Regions from separate parts of the Homo sapiens genome. Here region 1 is linked to region 2. A link is a loop called in an ENCODE intact Hi-C map of the cell type or tissue named here. Cell type or tissue: PC-9. All regions are shown on one strand.

The links. Hi-C counts contacts between places; a loop is a spot of excess contacts. Peaks named below come from ENCODE experiments on the same cell type or tissue, not always from the same donor. Only the 100,000 strongest peaks of a DNase experiment are listed, where the experiment ranks them.
Region 1: a loop joins it to region 2, with 8 times the contacts of the local background. A loop is called at or near these places in 2 of 110 quality-filtered maps.

The regions. Positions count from the first base shown.
Region 1 is chr1:44,565,380-44,570,379 of GRCh38, reverse strand. All of the region lies in intron 2 of RNF220 (ring finger protein 220), which reads right to left. Among named protein-coding and RNA genes, the nearest start is that of MIR5584, 22 kb to the right of the region's middle. In PC-9, no CTCF peak of the experiment used is centred here; a DNase peak (open chromatin) is centred at 2,049.
Region 2 is chr1:44,388,551-44,393,550 of GRCh38, reverse strand. It overlaps the pseudogene RNU6-369P. Among named protein-coding and RNA genes, the nearest start is that of RNF220, 14 kb to the left of the region's middle. In PC-9, no CTCF peak of the experiment used is centred here; a DNase peak (open chromatin) is centred at 3,100.

The DNA of each region.
Region 1 (5,000 bases), 180 kb before region 2:
AATTTTCAGAAGAAATGTTACCAAAGATCCCCCAGAATACTGTCATAGAAAAGTGGACAAGGGAAAGGGACAGCGCTGGATGGGGTTTGTAAGAAAAGCCCCAGTAAAGGCGTCATGGAAGGTGAGTCAGGAACAGGACCTCCACCCTCACTAGATCTGCCTCTCAGCTTTGCTGCTGTTCACTGAGATGAGGGATGGAAAAGCACAGGCACTACAGCAGTGACAAAGGACTGGACTGTCTGAACTTCGCTCAGCTCTCCTCCCCATTACCCAAAATATATACCCATCGCTTCCATTCGGACCTGAAAAACAGCAACTCCTTCCTTTGTGCTGCAAAGGCCTTTAGGGGCAGCGCCTTCTCTGGCACCTGTCTCTAGGGGCCTTCATAGGATGGTCCCAAGGGTGCCCGATCTTCTAGGAGCTCACAGCACCTAGAACCACTGCCAAGTGTAATACCAAACACCATCATAGGCCTGCTACCCCTTTCAGACTATGAACTCCTGCTGGGGCCCAGGACGATGCGGGTAGAGGGCGTCTAAACAAATGACTATTGAAGGAGTGGTCTAGAAAGAAATGCCCCTTTTGTCTCCTTTTCTCAGCTCCCCATGGCCTTCCTTCTCCCTTCCTCCTTGTTCCCCCTCAGCAGCCCCACACCCCTTCCCACCAGACCCTGGCTTCTCAGCAGGTAGTGTAGAGATCCTGGCTCTGCCAGGGTGGGGTCTGAGCTGGTGCCTAAGTCAGCAGGCTTTGCCCACAGCCCCATCCTGACAGGCGGTGCCTCTGGCAGCAAAGTCATGGCCCTGATTCCTCTGTCTCCACATTTAAGAACATCTCTAACTGCTCCTTGGATAGCTCAATTAGTAAAGTGAATATATTATATAAAGTCTAAAAGATTAAACTATCATCGTCAGCCCATAATTTCATGAAGAAGTCAGGGGACCGTATCCCTCTTATTAACTCTATAACAAATGTGATGAAAATGTTCAAATAGAATGTTAATGCAATGTTACGTGTAATTTTCCCAGGCGATTTTCTGCTGAAATATTTCTTTATTAATAGTAATTGAGGGTATAAATTATGAATGAGGCGATTTTCTCCTTTCAGTAGGAAAGACGTACTAATGGCAATAATTCTTTATAATAATTTTTGGGGATAGTGGGGCGGGGAGAGAGGCTAGTCTAAAAACAGACAAAAGCACCTTTCCAAAGTCTCCCTTGGGGAGACAGTGCATTTGCCACAGACAACCTCTCTTTAGCTTCCACACACCTCAGACTGCCCGCAAGTGAAGTGTTTGTTCTTCATCAGTTTTCCAAAAACCTCAAGGTCTGTTTAAAGGGCTGGAAGGAAGTTTTTGCCTCTAAGTTCTGAAATGGACCAAGTTCTGAAGCCAAACTTTTCTGCTTAGAAACTGCACTGCCAAAAAGACCAAAGCGAGGCTCCTTTGCTGAGCTCCCAGACCCAGTCTGTCTGGACCCAAACCATCTTTTGTAGCATCCTAGAATATTCAAGGAGGAATAGCCTCCGAAGCCTTCCCATGGAATCCCCCATCCCATCCCATAAATGAAAGAATAAAAGGGCACAGAGATAATAAGTTCTAAGCTACACAACATGTTGGTGGGGGAGCTCGGACTCCACCCAAGCAACCTTCTGCACGCGTCCCAGCCTCTCCTGAACAGGCTGCCACTCTCCTGCCTTCGCAACTCCATCCCCGCTGATTCCTGGCCTGGGCATCTGGAGAGTGCTTCAGGAGGGCAAGGACTACAGAGAAACGCCTTCCAAATCCTGCAAAGGAGTTAGACTAGTACATTTCTCTAGGGTCTTTCTTCATTCAGGGATATCCCAGCTGGCATTTGCCCATTCATTTATTTGGCAGACATTAAACAAACATTTACCATGTGGCCAGGCACTGTGCTAGGGATGGGGGTTACAAAGGTGAATTTATCCAACAAGAATTAAGATAAATTCAGGGTGCTCAAGGTCACAGGTGGGAAAGACAAGCATCGGTGCACAGATACCTATGTGAGATAATACATGTGAGTCATATCATTAGAATGTTTGAGGAGCTGCCACACGGCCAGTGTGGCTGGAGCAGAGTGAGGTGGGGATGAGTGCAGGGAGGCTGAGGGAGGCAGAACTGGCAGGGCCTTGTGGCCACAGTAAGGATTTTACCCTGATTGGGAGGGCTCGTTACTGGAGGATTCTCAGCAGAGGAGTGGCACAGTGTCACCTACATTGTTGAAAAGGACACTCTGATGGATCTCTAGTTGGATGTGGAGATTGAAGAAGAGGGACTCTAGGAGGAACCAGAATTCCAGCAGTGGTGACACAGCGCTGATTCTCTGTGTGCCATTCACTGAGTTAGGGATGCTCACTGGGGAACAGAGTCAGAGGCATGATCACATAGTTCAGCTTTGGACAAGTTGAGTCTGAGGAGCCTGAGGGTCAATGGGAACCTCCAGGAGTCCGGGTGGAGTCTGGAGCTGCAGGGTGAAATGGGGCTCCCCAGGCAGGTTTTCAGCAGGGACTCGCACAGCCTCTGGGTTCACATGGCGCCTGGTACACTGAGTTTCATGTCTGTTCAGAAGTCTTTCTCCCTAGTAGATGTGAGCTCCATGAGCTCCAGTCAGAGTGTACTGAGTGAGCAAGCGAATGAATGAGTGAAGGGAGGAAGAGAGAACAACGACTTATGCTGTGTGAGGCTATCCCTAGGGTCTTAGTGGCCACCTCAGAATCTCTCTTGATTGCTGCTAAACAGTCTATTTCCCTTACCCTCCCACCCCTGCCCCAGTAAGGGTAGGCTCTCTCCAAGTCTCCTGATCTTGAGAAACGATCTTCTCAAGATCGCTTGAGAAATGCTGTTGATGACCTCAACAGGCATTCTTGGTGTCATTCACGGGGCTTCTCAGTTGGTCACTGCTGAGTGCTCAGCCCCTTCCCTGGAGCAGGAGAAAAGGTCCCCTTCAGGTCTGAGACTCTGGCGGGGGCTATGTGGCCAACTCTTGTCCCTGTCCCAGGATCATACACAGCTGGGAATCTCATCACATGCTCCTCCCTTCACCCTCTTGCTATGTTCTAATCCCCAACAGCTGGGTCAGAAATGGGGTCACTGTAATAAGCAAGTCTTGTTTTGCTCAAAACAACACTCTTCCAAGTCTTCTGTTTGTACTGTTCCTGGTTCCCTAACCAGAGTCCATGAGCAAGAGCATCCCACCTCCCGCACCCTGATAAGGAACACTGACCCCTCCACTCGGTCCCATTCCCAAGAACTCAGATTTCAGGAGAGAAGCTTGGTAAGTGTCTTACGGATGCATTAAAGGAGTGATTCTCCATCCATTCTTCTCTGCCCTTCACCATCTCTAGCTTTTCCTCTTCTTTAGACACAAGAACCTTAGCAGGACTATTCTAGGGGTCCTTGGCAGGGGCAAGGGCCTGGGCCGGTATAACGAGGCTGGCTCAGCTTTCTGCCCTCTGAAAACCACAGGGGGATGGGATAGGAAATGGAGCTATGTTAGTGGTGATCTCTGAGTGGCCATAGTGACCTCTTGACCACAGGTCACTGGGGTGACCTCCAAGGGCATTTCTGTGTCTCCCCCAGCAGGTCCCAGCCTCCAGAGGTCTTTTTTCTCTCCTTCAGGGAAATCCATCCATTAGCAGCCGCCCTCCAAATTAGGGTAATGTGTGTGTGTTCCTGCACCAGGCCCCCTACTGTCTAACAGCTGGCCCTAGGGTTTCTCCAGCTTCTGTTTCAGATCCATACCACTTGTCTGGAGAAACCCCATCCCAGTCTCAGACTTCCATCCCCCTTTCAATCCTAGGTCATTTCTAGAAAGGGAAAGCTCACAGCTAGCCCGAGGCAGCCTTGACGGGGAGGGCCAGAGGGACTCTGACAGCCAGGATGGAGACCCCCAGCTCCAGAGCCTGTCTTCTGGTCTCTTCCATGCTCCATAGGCTAGGGTGCTGGATACAGGCAGGCTTAGCCAGAGAGGGGCTGAGGACTTCATTCACCCCCTCCCTCCGCACTTAGTCTTGGCTCCCCTGGGTACCCACCTCCCACCTCAGCCCCCTTCCTTGTTGAACCAACAGCTCGATCTTGATCTCTTGAACTGGAAGGTCGACCCCAGAGGGACCCTCTCTGAAAGCCAATGCTAATCCAGTTAGGGGCTGGGCTGGGCGCTGCACTCCCTCTGCAGGACCAAGTGCAAGTGAAAAAATGCCAATTACCAGATGACAAAAAGGGTCCCTGCCCCTGGGGAAGGGCAAGCTAGGGGGAGGGATGGGAGGGACAGAGTAACTGAACACCTTGCCGGAAATAGCTCCTATCAGTCCACTTAGGGAGCCATCAGCCCCAGCAGATTTATGGGCAGCGTGTGCCCCTCTGATAGATCGGACTATTTAAAGGCAGCCGAAGCCTCCATTTATATCAATGTGGAGCAGAGAGGGAGGGCGAGAGGCTGAGGTGGGGAGTGAGAAGCAGCAGTGGGGGCCAGCCATGAGGTGGGATTCAAGACTTAGCAAACTGGCTTCAGAGGACAGGTAAGACTGCAGCAGGAGGACTGGGTTGCAGGACGGGGATGGGAGTCTCCAGATCCAGTCCCATTGGCACCCAGGGAGGGGCAGGGAAGGCAGTGGTTCACAGATCTTCCAGCAGCATCTCTTTAGCCCAGCATCTATGCAAACCCCTCCAGCTAAAATGGGTAGCTCAGGCTAATACTAAAGTGGAACTCCTGATTGGATTTCCAGCCATGACCCCCACCCTCCCCAGCTGCGGGGCATGCTTGCCCTCCATGCAACCTCCCCCTTGCCTGGGCTGAGGGAGAAGGAAGGGGTAATTGTGTTAGGCTGGGGGCATTAGCGCTGAGGAATGGGCCCACTGCTTCCTGCCTGCTGTCCCCAGCCTGCACTTCCTAGGGGCAGATTAAGCGGCTCCTGCGGCTCTCTCTGGCTCTGCCTGGGCCCTTCCTCCCTAACTCCATTACTCCCTGGCTGAGGTGCTTGCCCGA
Region 2 (5,000 bases):
CTAAAAAAGCAAAACAAACTAACTAAATATAAAGAAATAATTGAAAAAGGAAGATCAGGCCGGGCACAGTGGCTCACGCCTGTAATCCCAGCACTTTGGGAGGCCGAGGCGGGCAGATCACCTGAGGTCAAGAGATCGAGACCATCGTGGCCAACATGGTGAAACCCCGTCTCTAAAAAAAAAAAGAAAGAAAGAAAAAAAATTACCTGGGCATGGTGGCACGCACCTGTAATCCCAGCTACTCGGGAGGCTGAGGGAGGAGAATCGCTTGAACCTGGGAGGCAAAGGTTGTGGTGAGCTGAGATTGGGCCACTGCACTCCAGCCTGGCAACAAAGCAAGACTCCGTCTCAAAAAAAAAAAAAAAGATATTATTGCAATAAAAATAAAAGCAGGAAAGGGGTAACCTAACCTAAGGAGAGCCCAGAAATCAATATGTAGCAGTGAAAGTTCCTCCAAAAGTCGAATAGAAGCTAAGCAATGGAGTGGCACGAAAGAGGAATTGCAGAGGAGCCACGTGAGACAAAGGAATAGAAACACATCATGGGAATGACTTAAAGGTTCTAAGTTGGAAAATGGGTTGACTCTTGTGATGATTCCTTTGAAGTCGGAGAAAATTGCATTTTTGCAGTAAATATCCTTCAATCTTTCCCAAGAGCTAAATAAGGTGCTCTTTACTATGCAATAATACTAGTTTCACTTTTTACTGCCTCCCTCATTGAACGACACCTAATAAGCAATTATACTTCAGCTCTGTTGTATCTTTTCCATTCCTTTCTTTTGAAGACTAGAAAGAAATGAATGCAGCAGCACATATGCAGTTAGAATTTCACTTCATGGCAATCACTTTTAAAAAGCACTCTGCAAAAACGGGTTGCATTTAAGAATGCATTTTGTATATCTGCCTTTCCATGGAACAAGAGAGTCTAGTAAAAAGAACGAGTACTATAAGCAAGAAGCCAAGACATTTACTAGTTGTAGAACTCAGGTAAATCATATACTCTCTCTTCTAATAGATTTTTCTTCCTGTGTTGCAGAAATTTTTTTGTGTGTGTAACAAATTTTACACAAAAGTAAGGTAGGTATTATTAAGGAATGCCTTTTAAATATTAAATCCATTTTTAAATATTATAAAAGCAGGCAAATAATTAAATTTTCCTTATTCATTTCTTTCTTTCTTTCTTTTCTTTTTTTTTTTTTGAAATGGAGTCTCTCTCTGTTGCCCAGGTTGGAGTACAGTGGCATGATCTTGGCTCACGCCAACCTCTGCCACCCAGGTTCAAGCAATTCTCCTGCCTCAGCCTCCCGAATAGCTGGGATTACAGGCATGCGCTACCACACTGGGCTAATTTGTATTTTTAGTAGAGGTTTTGCCATGTTGGCCAGGCTGGTCTAAAACTCCTGACCTCAGGTGATCCACCTGCCTCAGCCTCCCAAAGTGCTAGGATTACAGGCATGAGCCACCATGCCTGGCCCATTTCCTCTTTTTTGAAATGATCTCACATTTTATTGAATTAAAAACTTATGAACGTTAAGAGTTCGAGGATGTGCTAGAGGTCAGGTTAACATTTGTATTTAAGTAATAATTCGAATTATATGACCTCTTCTTAATTTACATATAATCAATCAATAAACAAACATTTTTTCAGTGCTTACTGTGTGTTAGGAATTATACTAGGCTGTTTGGGGGAGTGATACAAAGTACTGTACATTATCAAATCAAAGATAGTTTAGATTATAAGATGCATCCCCATTTCAGAGCTGTTAAAATGTGGAAAAATATGCATCTTAAATTGATTATATATAGATAAAAAACAAAAAGCTTCCACAGAGAGAAAAGAATGGAATATATCCGTAAAAAGTACCAAGTGAGTATTAGAGACAAAAAGGTTCTCAGAAATTCAGTGGAGCAAGAAGTTACAAGGAGCTGAGGGTGGTGAGGAAAGTGCACTGTGTATGATACTGGCCTAGTTCTGCTAATGTATTTTCTATTGATTCTATAAAGTGTTGGCAAGGAAAGGACAAATTAAAAACTAAGCTTTATACTTTACCTCCTGAAATGTGTGACAACTTTCAGTTTTGTTAAGACTTCTGAATTCTATCACTATACCAACTCGAAACCAATTTTTATTGTTGACATTAACTTAATAAAAACAATTACTTAAATTAAAAATTAAGCAAATATAGAATATGCTAAAATAAGAGTAAAATTTGGGGAAAATGGCCCAAATAATTTAAATATTTAACCTGTAAGAACAAGTGAAAATATTTAAAAATAATAGTTTAGCTGTTATATCTATACTTGGGGAGTAAAATTAAAACTTGTAATACAACAGATATCCGAAGTTCTAAACTGTATCTGCACCTATAGATCTAGGGTCAAGAAAAGACCATTCTTTGGCCAGGCGCGATGGCTCACGCCTGTAATCCCAGCACTTTGGGAGGCTGAGGCAGGAGGATCACGAGGTCAGGAGTTCAAGACCAGCCTGGCCAACATGGTGAAACTCCATCTCTACTAAAAAATGCCAAAAAAAATTAGCTGGGCATCGTGGAGCATGCCTGTAATCCCAGCTACTCGTGAGGCTGAGGCAGGAGAATTTCTTGACCTGGGAGGTGGAGGTTGCAGTGAGTCGAGATTGTGCCACTGCACTCCAGCCTGGGCTACAGAGCAAGACTCTGTCTAAAAAAAAAAAAAAAAGAAAAAAGAAAAGGCCATTCTTTTTTTTTTTTTAAATATGAAAGGCTTCACAAATGTTTGTGTCATCCTTTGTGCAGGGGGCCATGCTAATCTCTGTATCATTCCAATTTTAGCGTATGTGCTGCCGAAGCACTCCTGGGCCACCCTTCACTTCCTCCTTTCACATCCACCCTATCCCAAGCTACAAACATCCAGACCTCCAAGCCTTGATTAAACAGGGTACCAGTGGATCCTGGGTCTAATCCAATCTTGTTAGAGCCACTGTTCATCCCTCTCCTCAAAGAGCCTTGAACTTCAAGCTTTTTTGTTCCCTACTATTATCCTCTGCTGCATCTCCTATGACTAATCACATCTCTGCGTGAGAAGAAATGTTTGCAGGACTTTCCAGACCACAGCTGACTTTTTTTTAAGCCCTTGTGTCCACTCTTCTCTGAGGGCTAAGTGAGACTAAACCTATCAAGTTTCATTCCTATTGTCATAGGTCAAAGCTCCAAATATAGATACTTTGTCTCTTCCCATATTTGTCCTATATGAGCTATCATTCCTAAAATGCTACATACTTCCTTAAGTGTGGAAGTATCCAACCCCTCTCTTCTCTCCCTGCCAAAACCTTCCATTTGCCCTTTGGAATTTCAACTCTCCTGTGCCCTCAAACACTTTTCTCTGAATGTTCCTGCCACCTCATGCCTTATCTAAACCTGGCTCTCTCTACACCACTTACCCTGCAGCTCCCTCAAGAGAGATCCGCTCATATTCTTACACCTATGTACTGTCAGGAGATGAGGATGCTTCCCAGTGCTACTCAGAGTCCACTGCTTTTCCACCCTTTTGTGAAAACCCCTACTACTCTCTCCGTGATTGGTAACTGTAATCTCCCCACCTCACAGAAGACAGTGGCACTTGGCTTACTGTCTTCTCTTGTGCCATGAGTACTGCCATCATCCTAAGTGACTTCAGAATCCTCAAGAGAGACCCAGAGTATCTCCCATGTCCTCCTACATTGCTATTCAACCACCCGCCTTCACAGTCACCCCCTGGATCTTGTCATCATGACCTAAAATTCTCTCTACTTCTAAAATCACTAATTCAGATAGTCTACTTTCTGACCACAAGCACCTATGCTTCCAGCTCATTATTAAGCTAGTCCAACTGCAACTATTCTTCCCTTTCATTTGAATATCAGTTTATTGACCCCTTTCTTTCTATTACTCCCTTCTTGTCTTCACTTCCCCATTTGTCGAGCTTACAGTTCATGGCCCATCATTTCATTTGCTCTCTTAGAATTACCCTGAACTCTCTCCTTAATTATTCTCTTTCCTGTCTTCTGAAACACCACACTCTCCCAATTCCTCTTATCTCTCCAGCTGCCCTTTTGCAAACATTTTTGCTGACTCCTCCTTTGTGTTCTATTAAACCTTTAAGTAGGAGAGTTTTTCAGGGATCTGTCCTAGGAGTGCTTCCCTTTTCATTCAATATCCCTTCCTGAAGTAATTTTAACTTTTCCTATGGCTTCAGTTACTAACAACATGCATATGCTCCTCAAATATACCTTGCTGTTGGAGTTCTGGACTGATATATCTAACTGCTTACCTGACTTCTTCAAATGGATATCTCCAAGGTACCTTCAACTCAGCCTGTTCAAAAGTAAACTCATCAATATTCCATTAAATCTATCTCTGCCAGAAAGCTGAGCCATCTTTGACATTTCCTGCTCTCATCTCTCCATATTTAAATAATCATGAAGGCCTGTTAATTCTGTCTTCAAATTATTTCTCAATTTTTTTCACTTTTTTTTCCATCTCTACTGCCATCCCTCCCAACCTCCGTTCAAGTCACTATCATTTTTCATGGAAAAGTTTCATTCCACTTGTTACCTACCATGTGCCATGCACAGTAAGGTGCTAGAATACAGAGCTTCAAAGGAGCCTCTTGCCTGGATGACATAAATAATGGGTCTTCCTGCAATCATTCTTTCCCCCACTGCAACGGTTAATTTTATATGTCAACTTGACTGGGCTAAGGGATGCTCAGATGGCTGGTAAAACGTTGTTTCTGGGTGTGTCTGTGAGACTGTTTCTGGAAGAGATTAGCATTTGAATCAGTAGATTGAGTAAAGAACATCCACCCTCACCAATGTGGGCTGACATCATCCAATCATTGAAGGCTCAGATGGAACAAAAAGATGGAGGAAGGGTGGATTCACTTTCTCTCTTCTTAACTGGAACACTTATCTTCTCCTGCTCTCAGACATCAGAGTTCTAGGTTCTTGGGCCTTCTGACTCTGGGACTTACATCATTGGCTCC